Linked DNA regions of Homo sapiens: region 2 is linked to region 1. A link is a contact called in ENCODE Hi-C or POLR2A ChIA-PET data. All regions are on one chromosome and are shown on one strand. The core of a region is the stretch at or near the end of the contact, and the rest is flanking DNA. Distances in the headings are between cores, read along the strand shown.

What was found. A loop is a pair of places that touch in the nucleus more often than their neighbours do. ChIA-PET counts read pairs that join two places held with the same protein, here RNA polymerase II (POLR2A). Pooled maps may share reads with other maps.
Region 2: a loop to region 1 is called in a map of CD8-positive, alpha-beta T cell, with 4 times the contacts of the local background. The contact joins the promoter of UBE2D4 here to the promoter of LINC00957 in region 1. A Hi-C loop is called at or near these places in 1 of 168 maps with a recorded cell type or tissue (CD8-positive, alpha-beta T cell), 3 of 37 single-sample maps with no recorded cell type and 8 of 50 pooled maps. POLR2A ChIA-PET finds 5 or more read pairs at or near these places in 6 of 52 experiments (CD4-positive, alpha-beta T cell, GM12878, activated B cell and 3 more).

Annotation. Positions count from the first base shown.
Region 1 is chr7:44,036,904-44,044,060 of GRCh38, forward strand. LINC00957 (long intergenic non-protein coding RNA 957) reads left to right here and starts at 2,146. Exons shown (of 3, transcript NR_072982.1): 1 at 2,146-2,246; 2 at 2,991-3,459. It also overlaps the pseudogene RASA4CP. RefSeq lists silencers at 3,432-3,521, 3,612-3,721.
Region 2 is chr7:43,922,676-43,929,394 of GRCh38, forward strand. UBE2D4 (ubiquitin conjugating enzyme E2 D4) reads left to right here and starts at 3,761. Exons shown (of 7, transcript NM_015983.4): 1 at 3,761-3,881. The coding sequence starts at 3,858. It also overlaps a transcript of URGCP not described here. RefSeq lists a silencer at 3,655-4,194.

The DNA of each region.
Region 1 (7,157 bases), core at 896-3,395:
GGTAGGCGTGGGAGACCCAGAGTGACCTCAGCCAGGGCAGAGCACAGACTGATGGTGACCAAGTGCCCAGCAACTGGGAGAGGAGGACCTGGCCTCTCTGGGGGGCACTCCCAGAAGGCCTCGGAGGTGTGAGCTTTGGGGTAGTGTCTGGACAGCCAGCATTCCCTGGGCTACAAAGTCAATCCAGCCGTGGCCAAGGCTTTGTGACTTTGCATTTATTAATTTTCCAACTTGCTTTTGTAGTCCCAAGCTCTAACAGTCATATCCTGACCGGGCGCAGTGGCTCACACATGTAATCCCAGCATTTTGGGAGGCCGAGGAAGGCGGATCACCTGAGGTTGGGAGTTCGAGACCAGCCTGACAAACATGGAGAAACTCCGTGTCTACTAAAAATACAAAATTAGCCGGGCATGGTGGTGCATGCCTGTAATCCCAGCTACTTGGGAGGCTGAGGCAGGAGAATCGCTTGAACCCGGGAGGCGGAGGTTGCGGTGAGCCAAGATCGCACCATTGCACTCTGGCCGGGGCAACAAAAGTGAAACTCCATCTCAAAAAAAAAAAAAAAAATGGGACCAGAATTAAATAATGCCCATGTAGTCAAATCTTTCAACCCTGGCAAGGAAGATGTATAATAATCATCTGAGTGCTTTGGGAGGCTGGGGCAGGAGGATTGCCTGAGGCCAGGAGTTTGAGAACAGCCTGGGCAGCATAGCAAGACCCCATCTCTGCAAAAAAAAAATGTTAAAGAAAATTAGCTGGGCTTGGTGGCACGTGCCTGTAGTCCCAGCTACTCAGGAGGCTGAGGCAGGAAGATTGCTTGAGCCCAGGAGTTTGAGGCTGCAGTCAGCTATGATCGCACCACTGCACTACAGTCTGGGTGACAGAGCAAGACCCTGTCTCAAAAAATAATTATCATCATCTGAGGGGTCTTTGGTCGGAAGGGGCGGGCCCCTCATCTGGTGGGACCCCTGAGCTGGTTGAGAACAGGGTGGGTGATGAGCTCCTTCACCTACTCCTAGCCTGCTCTCACCTGCCCAGGGCTAGGCTGGGTACTCCTGGAAGATCATCCCCATAGCCTGCATGACTAGGGGCAGGTGTACAGCAAGCAGTCACCAGGTCCATGGAGGAAGTATGTCCTCAGCCCTTCCTGGGAGAAGAGAGCTTGCAGGAGAGGTGACCCATGACTCAGAGAGGGCTGTACAAGGTGATCTTTGAGATCCCCTCCCACACCAAGATTCCATGCTTCTATATTCCTGCCCGTTCCAGGAAGCCTCCCCTGTTTGCCCTAGCCTCCTACTCATCTAGCAGCCCAGGTGATGTACTATCTTTAATAATACCATTTGCCTAAATAGTACTACCTGCCAGGCCCTGGGTCAGGACCCTTAGGGAGATCATCTCATTTAATCCTCAACAACCTGGTAAGGTCGGATCAACTTCCTCCATATTCATTTTTTTTTTTGAGACGGAGTCTTGCTCTGTTGCCCAGGTTGGAGTGCAGTGGCACGATCTCGGCTCACTGCAACTTCTGCCTCCCGGGTTCAAGCGATTCCCGTGCCTCAGGCTCCCGAGTAGCTGGGACTACAGGCACCCACCACCACACCCGGCTGATTTTTTGTATTTTTAGTAGAGACGGGGTTTCTCCATGTTGGCCAGGCTGGTCTCAAACTCCTAACCTCAAGTGATCCACCCGCCTTGGCCTCCCAAAGTCCTGGGATTACAGGCGTGAGCCACCGTGCCCGGCCCTCCTAGGTTCTGACAAGCAGTACAGATGCCACACACCTGGCTTTCTTCTCTGACCCCGGGGGTACCTCAAGTGGGCTCCAAGGAAGGGGACAGGTGCCTCTAAGGTGCCCCACTTGCCGGCCTCTCAGAGCCCCACTTGCCGGCCTCCCTCCTTACCCACCTTGGAGCTGGGCGTCTTCGCGAAGCTGAGGGCCTCGGTAGTGAGGGAGAAGTAGAGCTTCTTGAAGGAGGAGGACATGAGGGGGCCCTTGCCCTTGGTCCTGTGGATGAAGAGTGGCCCCTCCTTCACAGGTGGCGCCTGCAAACTCAGCGTCCGCTGCAGGTCCAGCTCTGCCAGGCCAGGGAGGGAGGGGAATAGAGAGCCCAGGGAATGAGGGCGGGACTGGGGGGGGGGGGCGGAGCAGTGGGCGGGGCCATGGGGCTCAAGGGCTGAGCAAATCTGAACAGCAGGCAGTGGACGTAGTCATGGGGCTCAAGGGCGGAGCAAACATCAACAGCTGGTGGTGAGCGGGGTGACAGGTGGACTGAGGAAGGCAGGGCCATGGGCTTGGAGGCGGGACACGCGTCAGTAGCAGGTGGCGGCGGGGCTATGGAGCTCAAGGATGGAGCAAATGTCAACAGGCACAGATGATGGGAGGTGAGGCCATGGGTCTAGGGGTGGGGCAAACGTCAACAGCAGGCAGTGGGCAGGGTCACAGGAAGCACAAACAGTGGTGCGTGGGTCTATGGCCTGGGGGCCTGGCAAATGTCAACAGCAGGCGGTGGGTGGGGCCACGAGAGGAACAAACAGCGGTGGGTGGGGCCGTGGGGCTCAAGGGCGGAGCAAACGTCAGCAGTAGGCTGTGGGCGGGTCTGTGCAGGGCGGCGCTCACCGTCCTTCTCCTCGATGTCCACGAGCTTGGTGATGAAGTCCTTCAGCTGCGCCACGCCCTGGCGCACGGTGGGCTGCAGCGGCTCCATCCAAGCCTCCTTGGCCCTGGAAGCCGGCGTGTCCATGTTGCCCACGTTCTGGACTGCCTGGAGGTGACAGCAGGAAGGACCAGGTTCTGCTAGGTTAGGGGCCTAGCCACTGCACCCCCTCCCACCCCCCCTCCCCAAGTCTTTGCTACTCAGCTGTAGCGATGGAGGCAGAGGCGACAGAGGCCATGCCCACGGGCCCCCTCCAGCCCCACTAGGGATCAGGGAGGAGAGGATCATGAAGTTTGATGCCTTATGATAACTGAGACCACTTGGGCCTTCCTCTGTAGGTTTAACTGACGCTGCTGCACTGGATACCCCACCCCGGTGCCGGGCACATAGGTGCAGCCTGAGAGTAAGCAGACCTGGGTTGGAAGGTCCCGCGATTCACCACCGACAGGATGGGCGGCCTTGGCAACCCCCGACCCCTCGCAGGCCTGTTCCCTTATCCATGAGATGGAACTCGGACAAGGTGGCCACAGGAAGGCTTTGCAAACTGTGAAGTGCAGTGCCTACGTGGGCGTGCCAGTGGCCTCGCCGGAGCCGGTAGGGAACACTCTGCAGTCCAGGCCAGGGCCCCGGTAGGACACCCAGCTGTGCATCCCGCCCGTGGCCGCAAGGCCCGCACCTTGGCCAACAGGAGCAGGGTGCGGCTGGTGCGGGCGTCCGCGTGGCGCTCCCGCAGGTGGAAGAGCTTGGGCGACATGATGGCGGGAGAGAAGAAGCGCAGGCACAGGAAGCTGGTGACGGCGATGAACGGTACATTCTGGAGGGGTGCGGAAGAGCGCGGGCTGGAGTCCCCCAGACCAGGGCTCCTGGCAGCCCCCTCCCCTTAGGCTCCGTCCCTGACCCTCGCCGGGACACAGCCTCCCTGGTCCTCCCCAGCGCTCCCTGGTTCCCCACCGCTCTTCGCCCGCCCCTCGCCCCAGCCCAGTCCAACCCGGCCCAGCCTAGCCCAGCGGGTGGAGGGCGCACCTCGTGCTGGGCGCCGGGGAAGCGCTCGCGCACGCGCCGGAAGAGCTGGCGGAAGGTGGCGCGCACCACGGCGGGGCACGCGGGAACCGAGCGGCTGAGCGCGCTCAGCAGGGCCCCCAGGTGGGCGCGCAGCGTCTGCGCGCTCTGCTCCAGCACCTCGGCCTCGGTCTGCGGGCGGTGCAGCCCGGAACACCTGCGTGGAACGGGGCGGGTTGGCAGAGGAGGTCACGGTCAGCGCCAGGGCCACGACAGGAACAGTGGCTCTCACAGCAGCCGGGACACGGACACAGGGGACAATACACGGGTGGGCAGAAGCACAAACACACATGCTGACAGGGCCTGATCCCAACCCGCTGCCGCTGCGCCCCGCACCCCCCCGGAGTTACCCCCGGCCTCACCCTACATCCTTAACTTCCACTTTGCTGGGGTCCAGCTCCACGTACTTCTCCTCAAACACCTTGTTGATGATGGGGCCCAGGACGCCGTGCAGGTACTGCATCCCGGCCACCTGGGGACCACCGCAGGTCACATTGATCCTGTCTCCCCCAGTCCCACTCCAGCTGCCCACCTTCTCCCGGCAGCCGCCCTTGCACCGTTTGCCTGCCGTATCCGCCCAGGAGGGGGACAGGTACACAAGCAGGGCAAACTGTTTATTCATGAATGAATGAATGAGTGAGTGAATGAATGACTAGAATTCTTAGCCCTTGTAATCCTAGCACTTTGGGAGGCCGAGGCAGGAGGATCACTTGAGGCCAGGAGTTTGAGACCAGCCTGGGCAACATAGTGAGACTGTCTCTAACTTAAATTTTAATCACACACACATTCTTTTGGGGGGGGGGGGTGCGGGGCACGGAGTCTAGCACGGGGCCCAGGCTAGAGTGCAGTGGCGTGAGCTCACTACAATCTCTGGCTTCTGGTTCAAGTGAGTCTCCTGCCTCAGCCTCCCCAGTAGCTGGGATCACAGGTGCCCACCACCATGCCAGGCTAATTTTTGTATTTTTAGTAGAGATGGGGTTTCGCCATGTTGGCCAGGCTGGTCTCGAACTCCTGACCTTAAGTGATCCGCCCGCCTCAGCCTCCCAAAGTGCTGGAATTACAGGCATGAGCCACTATGCCCAGCCACATTCTTAACCTTAAAGGGCTCTCAATATGGAGATAGAACACTGGAGTCGAAGTCCCAGCCCCCTCTGTCGCTCTCTCTGAAGCTCAGTGTTGTCATTTGCAAGATGAGGACAATATAGCATGCAACCTCACCTTCAGAAAAGACTCCATGGACTTTGAGGCCAGAGAGTTGCTCCGGAACAGGGTGTTGGTCTTTTGTTACTTGGTCATAAGTAGGCGTTTTCCTTTTGATTTGGTTCTAGGAGGTTAGTGTGCATTGGCGTTCTGTTGCCTGCTTCCAGCCCCTATTCTCCTGCCTCAGGTTCATTAGAAAAGACTGAGTTTGGGGCCGGGCAGGGTGGCTCACACCTGTAATCCCAGTACTTTGGGAGGCCAAGGTGGGCAGATCACGAGGTCAAGAGATCGAGACCATCCTGGCCAACATGGTGAAACCCTATCTCTACTAAAAATACAAAAATTATCTGGGCATGGTGGCACGTGCCTGTAGTCCCAGCTACTCAGGAGGCTGAGGCAGGAGAATTACTTGAACTTGGGAGGCAGAGGTTTCAGTGAGCCGAGTTCGTGGTCACTGCACTCCAGCCTGGCTACAGAGTGAGATTCCATCTCAAAAAAAAAAAAAAAAAAAAGAATGAGTCTGGCCCCTTTTTGTCTTTCTCTCATCCTCTTTGCCTTTCACCATGTTATGATGCAGCAAGAAGCCCCTCATCAGATACTAGTGCCATGACCTTGGACTTCCCAGCCTCCAGAACTGTGAGAAAATAAATTTCTGTTCTATGTAAATTACATAGTCTGTGGTACTTTGTTATAGCAGCACAAAACAAACAAGACAACAAGCAACAATCATGTGAACAGAAAGAAAAATGGGCATAACAAATGAACCATGTTTTTGTCCAAATTAGGTTCACAAGCCCTTATCTGCACCATCCAGACTCAAACACCTTAAGATTTTGGTAGTTCATTTGGTAGCAAAAACTGACCTTAATTGTCATGAGGATATTTAGAGTCGTCTTATATTCCACTTAGCTGATTATTCACACATATCACACACTTAGCTGATTATTCACACATATCACAGCAAAAGCATGAACATGTCTGATTACCAGTTCCTGTCCAGATCCTGTGATAAGGGCTTACCCAGGACATACATGGTATAACTTTTCTGAAATCTTAGATTGAATTCCAAAGCACATCTGGACTTAAGGGATTGTGGATATATACATATATATACTATATGTATATATATACACATATGCATATATATACATATGTGTATATATATACATGTGCATATATACATATACATATGCATATATAATATATGTATACATATACATATGCATATATATACATATGCATATATACATATACATATGCATATATACATATGCACATATACATATACATATGCACATATATACATATGCATATATACATATGCATATATACATATATGTATACCTATACCTATGCATATATATACATATATGTATACCTATACCTATGCATATATATACATATATGTATACCTATACCTATGCATATATATACATATATGTATACCTATACCTATGCATATATATACATATATATGTATACCTATACCTATGCATATATATACATATATGTATACCTATACCTATGCATATATATACATATATGTATACCTATATCTATGCATATATATACATATATGTATACCTATACCTATGCATATATACATATATGTATACCTATACATATGCATATATATACATATATGTATACATATATACACACATAGTATATATACATATACACTATGTGTGTGTGTATATATATACACATATATATACTATGTGTGTGTATATATGTATATATATACTATACTTTTTTTGAGACAGAGTCCCGCCCTGTAGCCCAGGCTGGAGTGCAGTGGCGCTATGTCGGCTCAGTGCAAGCTCTGCCTCCCTGGTTCACGCCATTCTCCTGCCTCAGCCTCCCGAGTAGCTGGGACTACAGGCGCACGCCGCCACGCCTGGCTAATTTTTTGTTTTAGTAGAGACGGGGTTTCATCGTATTAGCCAGGATGGTGTCGATCTCGTGACCCCTTGATTCGTCCACCTCGGCCTCCCAAAGTGCTGGGATTACAGGCGTGAGCCACCGTGCCCGGCAGGATTTATATTTTAAGGAGGCAGGGGAGTTATTCTCCATGGGAGGAAATAAGCCGTGAGCTGCCTTGCGCTTTGGCATGTTTCTCTATCATACAGATAAGAAGCTAGTTCAGTCAAGTGTATGCAGATTTGTGGATGGAAAAACTGGTGCTCCCAGGAGGAGGGGAGCAGATTGAGGAATTACTGACACCTTCTAGGGGCGACCAGCCA
Region 2 (6,719 bases), core at 2,511-5,010, 110 kb before region 1:
ACTACAGGCATGCGCCACCATGCTCTACTAATTCTTAAAATTTTTTCAAGTATCTGCTTTTGGTGAAGAAAAAAAATTTTTTTTCTTGTAGAGATGGGGTCTTGCCATGTTGCCCAAGCTGGTCCTGAACTCCTGGATTGGGTGATCCTCCCACCACAGTCACCCAAACTGCTGGGATTATAGATGTAAGCCACCACACCAGGCATTTTTTTTTCTTTCTCTTTCTTTCTTTCTTTCTCTTTCTTTCCGTCTTTCTTTCTTTCTTTCCTTCTCTCTTTCTCTCTCTTTCTCCTCTCTCTCTCTCTTACTTTCTTTCTTTCTTTTAGAAGGAGTCTCGCTCTGTTGCCCAGGCTGCTGGAGTGCAGTGGTACAATCTCGGCTCATTGCAACCTCTGTCTCCCAGGTTCAAGCGATTCTCCTGCTTCAGCCTCCCAACTGGCTGAGATTACAGGCATGCACCACCATGCCAAGCTGATTTTTGTATTTTTAGTAGAGATGGGGTTTCACCATATTGGCCAGGTTGGTCTCAAACTCCTGACCTCATGATCTGCCCTCTTTGGCCTCCCAAAGTGCTGGAATTACAGGTGTGAGCCACTGTGCCCAGCCTTTTTTTTTTTTTTTTTCCCAAAGAGACAGGGTCTTGCTCTGTCTCCTGGGCTGGAGTACAGTGGCTCAATCATAGCTCCCTGCAGCCTCAAATTCCTGGAATCAAGCAATAATCATACCTCAACCTCCCGAATAGCTGTGCCCTCAGATGCACACCACCACATCCAGCTAACTTTTAAATTTTTCTGTAGAATCAGGGGTTCGCTATGTTGCCCAATCTGGTCTCAAACTCCTGGCCTCGAGCAATCCTCCAACCTCAGCTTCCCAAAGTGTTGAGATTACAGGCCTGAGCCACCACACCCAGCCTGATTTTTTTAAAATGTGCTTATTGTCCAGTTGAGTATCTTCTTTGAAGAAATTTCTATTCACATCTTTTGCCCAGTTTTTAATTGGGTTATTTGTCTTTTTTATTGAGTTCTAAATGTTCTTAATATACTCTGCATCTTAGACTGTACTGAGATATTATTATTTCAAACATTTTCTCGCATTCTGTGTGTTGTCTTTTTGTTTTCTAGTTGGTATTGCTTGAAGCACAAAAGTTTTAAACTTTCATGTAGTCAAATTTATCCATTTAAAAATCTTTTGTGTATTATTATTATTTTTTTTTTGAGACACAGTCTCGCTGTTGCCCAGGTTGAAGGGCAGTGGTGCAATCTCAGCTCACTGCAATCTCTGCCTCCTGGGTTCAAACAATTATTGAGCCTGAGCCTCCCAAGTAGCTGGGACTACAGGTGCATGCCACCACACCTGGCTAAATTTTGTATTTTTTGTAGAGATGGGGTCTCACCATGTTGGCCAGGCTGAGCTCAAACTCCTGGCCTCAAGCAATCCACCTGCCTTGACCTCCCAAAGTGCTGCGATTACAGGCATAAGCCACTGCACCTGACCAATTGTGTATTATTCTTGCAACATTTCTGTACATCTAAAATTATTTCAATGTTAAAAATGAAACATTACATATAAGCATGCTAAAAAGTTTAGAAAACTATGCACTAAACTACCAACAGGGAATAGAAACAGAATTTTTCATTTTCTATTATATGTTTTTTTCCTGAATTATACAAATGATGCAAATTCTCTGTAGAAATTTTAGAGATTAACACATTAGTAAACCTACCATCCAAAAGTAATATTTTTGAGATTTGAGACTTCAAAACCACCATATACATTATTAGCACATAAATAACCATTTATATATTCTTACACAAATATATCAACATTTATAAAATCTAGAATCACTTGTTTTATGGGGAGGGAAGGCCATGTCAATAATGTAGGAGGATGGATGGCCCATGGACTAACAAAAATTTCTGTTGTCAATGTTTGACACCAAGGGGAAGTGCTTGACTTGGGCTGTTCAATGGGTGATGCTTGAGCTGGCTTTGGAAGGTGAATGCTCTAGTCAAGGAATGTAGATGCTGTGGTGATGGAAACACTTGATAGTCAGGTGGGCTGGAGGTAGGAAGGAGAAGGTAAAGCTGGAGGATACTTTGAGTTTTTGTTTTTTTGAGACAGGGTCTTGCTTTGTCTCCCAGCCTGGAGTGCAGTGGTGCCATCACAACTCACTGCAACTTTGATCTCCTGGGCTCAAGTAAGCCTCCCAAGTAGCTGGGACTACAGGTGCACACCACCATGCCCAGCTAAGTTTTGTATTTTTTGTAGAGACGGGGTTTCACCATGTTGCCCAGGATGGTCTAGAACTCCTGGACTAAGGGATCCACCCACCTCAACCTCCCAAAGTGCTGGGATTACAGGCATGAGTAACTGTGCCCGGCCGAGGATCCTGGATTTTGAAGGCCCCTGGATGACAGTGAATGTGATGCTGTAGGCCACGGGGCTTCCTTGAAGAGTTCTGGGTAAGGATGCAGTGTGGTAAGCTTTATATTTCAGACAGTTCATGAAGTTGTGTGGAGGACAGATTGGGGGAATGGGAGCGTGAAAGCCAGGGACAAAGCTGGGCAACTATTGAAATGTCTATAATACATTTTATATGCTGACTGAGTACAAACATAGAGGTGACCATGTGTCTTGGCTGGCTGGAGACAATTCTAGATTACAGCGTTGGTCCCAGAGTAATTATATTAACAGCCACTTTCATGCTCAAACATGTCTCAGTCTGAAGATTAAATATCATCTACATACACACACCAACAAAACTTCCACAATTCTTACCTTTACTATGTGAAATGCACTGATATTTTATTCTGTTTTTTTATTTTTATTTTTTATTATTTTTGAGACAGAGTCTCGCTCTGTCACCCAGGCTGGAGTGCAACAGTGTGATCTCAGCTCACTGCAACCTCTGCCTCCTGGGTTCAAGTGATTCTCGTGCCTCAGCCTCTCAAGTAGCTGGGATTACAGGCATACGTCACTACGCCCAGCTAATTTCTGTATTTTTAGTAGAGACGGAGTTTCAGCATGTTGGCCAGGCTGGTCTCGAACTCCTGACCTCAAGTGATCCGCCTGCCTCGGCCTCCCAAAGTGCTGGGATTATAGGCGTGAGCCACCTCGTCTGGCTTTTTTTTTTTTTTTTTCAAAAAAATGTTGGTTGCAACCTATTAAATTGATTTCGTGACACACTAGTTCATAACCCTCAGTTTGAACAACTCTGACCTAGACGCCTGCCAAGTCTTGGGAAAATAGGAAGGAGACAGATAATTAAGTTTGGGAGATGCATAGTCTAAGGCCAGGGTTCTCAATGTTGGCAGTGCAAGATCACGTGAGGTACGACTGAACACGGAGATCTCCAAAACTGCGGAGAGTTTTGCGTGTGAACGTATGCACAGACATCTACATGGAAATGGCTGTAACGCATCCAGCCATAAGGCGTACGAGGGTATATATACTTACAGAGTTAAGAACCACTATTCTCAGGAGTTATATGACAGCCTGGGAAGACGCCCAGGATGTAGGAACAGGGAGCAGGCGAGCGTGTGGCACCTTGAGGGTGCTCCGCGCGTCTCCGTAAAGCCAACGAGCCCCTCCTCTTCGCTGGCCTCTCCGGGGCCTTGCTGACTAGTGGTCGAAGCCACAGGACCAGGTGCGGGTGGCCAGCGTAACCCGGGCAGCCCCGCTGCTTCCCCTCGGCCGCGCCAGGACGCTCGGCACGCGGCGACGACGGCCCCACAGTGCCCCGCGCGCGCAAGCGCAGGCTGCGGCTCCCGGCGTGCAGCTTGGTGGCGGCTGAGCCGGCAGCGGGCCGCCTCAGGCAGCCCCGGCCGGGCCGCCCGGGTCCCCGGCAGCGGGGTAGGATGGCGCTAAAGCGGATCCAGAAGGTACGCACTTTCCCACCCTCCAACTCTTTGGGTGTCCGAAGCGTCGAGGTGTGGGCGGGGCGCCGCTGCCGTGAAGTGAAAGGTGACGGAGGCTCCGCGAGTCGCGGATACACCTGCCTGGGAAGGAGGCAGAACAGCCTCCCGCGCAGCCTGAAAAGCGAACGCAGCCTGAGAAAGGGATTGCGCGAGCGCGGGGCGGGGCCGGGCCGTGGCCACGAGGGCTGCGTCATGCGGGCGGGGCGCCGTGGGGCCACCTGCAGGCTTCTGGACAGCGGGTTCCCCCTGTAGGGTATCCAGAAGGGCTGGGTGGGTATCCAGAAGGGTATCCAGGAAGAAGCTGGGTCCTAAGGGATGAGTAGGAACTCGGCAGGTGGGGAAAAGGGGAAAAGGCTTTCCCTGCAACGGGGAGACTACGAGGCTTGGAGGACTGACAGGGTAGCGGGGAAGCTGAAGGGCAGATGGTGTGGACTTGGGTGGTCCTTAGGAGCAGTGCTGAAGTAACTGGTTTTTATCCTGCAGGTAAGAGGGAGTCCATGAGGGTTTAATGCATTCACTAGAATTTGGAAAACGCACAACAGTAGAAGAAAGAAGTATTTCTAATTCTATCACTTTACTATTTGTTAACATTTTAGCATACCTACCTTCAGTTTTTTTTCTATATTTAAAACAATTATACTGCATTTTGTATTCCACTTATTCACATAATAGTAAATGTAAGCATGTTGTGAAGTAGTATTTATAACTTTTTTTTTTTTTTTTTTTGAGGTCTTGCTCTGTCGCCCAGGCTGGAGTATCGCCCAGGCTGGAGTACAGTGGCACAATCATGGCTCACTGCAGCCTCAACCTTCTAGGTTCAAGTGATCCTCCCTCCTCAGCTTCCTGGGTAGCTGGGACTACATGCCACCATGCCAGCCAATTGTTTATTTTTTGTAGAGACAGTGTCTCGATATGTTGCCCAGGCTGGTCTCATACTCCTGGGCTTAAGCGGTCCTCTTGCCTCTGCCTCCTAAAGTGGCGGGATTACAACGTGAGACACCATGCCCAGTCCTATAACTAATTTTTAACATTAACTTTCCACAAGTACATGACTAGTAACTTATTTAGTCATTACCTGTAGTAGGTAAAAGTATGGACTTGGGTGTCAGACAGACCTGGGTTAGAGAATGTGAGGTCACTTATAGTGGGACCTTGGGCAAGGCACTTTATCATTCCTAGCCTCCCAGTCCTACATGTTTACAGAGTTGTTTTGAGAATTAAATGCTATGAAATGTGTTTAGCACATGCTTGCTGTATACCAAACACTCAATACGAGTTAGCTGCTGTTATTGTTCAAAATTCTTCACTAAGTATTTGCTGTTACGAACTGTGTATTAGTCTGTTTTGTGTTGCTATAAAGGAATATCTGAGGCTGGGTAATTAATAAAGAAAAGAGGTTTATTTGGCTCTCGGTTCTGCAGGCTGTACAAGAAGCATGGTGCCAGCATCTGCTTCTGGTGAGGCCTCAGGAAGCTTACAATCATGGCAGAAAGCAAAGGAGAAGCAGGCGTGTCACCTGGTAAGAGAGGGAGCAAGAGAGATGCCACCTCTTTTAAACACCCAGATCTCACATGAACTAATAGAGTGAGCACTCACTTATTATTGTGGGGGGGCCACCAAGCCATTCATGAGGAATCCGCCCCCACGACCCAGATACCTCCCACTAGGCCCCACCTCCAACACTGGCGATCACATTTCAGCATGAGATTTGGGGGGGACAAATATCCAAACCAGATCAACCATCATTGTACAATGAGCCTTTTCCTTAATTCACATTACTGGGTTTGATTGCCAGAGGTGGAATTACAGGATCTCTGAGAGTATGACTCTTTTTTTTTTTTTTAAATAAATAGCTGTCCAAAAGAGAGATAATTCTGATGAGTTATTCTCTGAAAGGGGTCATCTGTCATCCTAGGACTTTGAAGCAGGTGAATGACATGCTGAGATCTGTGTTCTAAAAAGATCTTTCTGGCAGCAGTGTGGCCGGAAGTGGGACAGAGGGAGACTAGAGGCTGTTGTGAAGGTTCAGTAGAGGCTTTGTCCAAATTAATGACCATGGAATGGATGCTAGGCCAGAGCAGTGCCTGGACCACATTGCAGAAGTGGAATTGACAGGACTCGAGGAGAGGATGTGGTGAAAGTGAAACAAGGAGGTGTACAAAATGGGTCACTTAGTGGATGGTGGTGTCAGTGTCTAGGATGGGGAATCAGAAGTTTTGAAGGCAGGGAGGAGGGTAGGAGAGATTAAGGAATAAAGGTTTGAGCCTACATATTCAAATGTGTAGGCTGATAAGATTTATAAAAGGGAGCGTTTGGAAAAACAAGTTTGGGCCTTGAGCATGAAATGTCAACTATAGATCCAAGGTAATTGAAATCATAAGGCCAGGGAGAACTTTTCCTTGATAAGAATCAAGGACAGGCTGGGTACAGTGGCTCATGCCTATATCCCAGCACTCTGGGAGGCCGAGGCAGGTGGATTGCTTGAGTCCAGGAGTTGGAGACCAACTGGGCAACACAGCAAAATTCCATCTCTACTAAAAATAAAAAAATGGCCGGGTGAGGTGGCTCATGCCTGTAATCACAGCATTTTGGGAGGCCAAGGCGGGTGTATCATTTAAGGTCAGGAGTTTGAGACCAGCCTGGCCAACTTACTGAAACCTCTTCTGTAATAAAAATACAAAAAAATTAGCTGGGCATGGTGGTGCATGCCTGTAATCCCAGCTACTTGGGAGGCTGAGGCAGGAGAATTGCTTGAACCCAGGAGTGGAGGTTGCAGTGAGCTGAGATTGTGCCACTGCACTC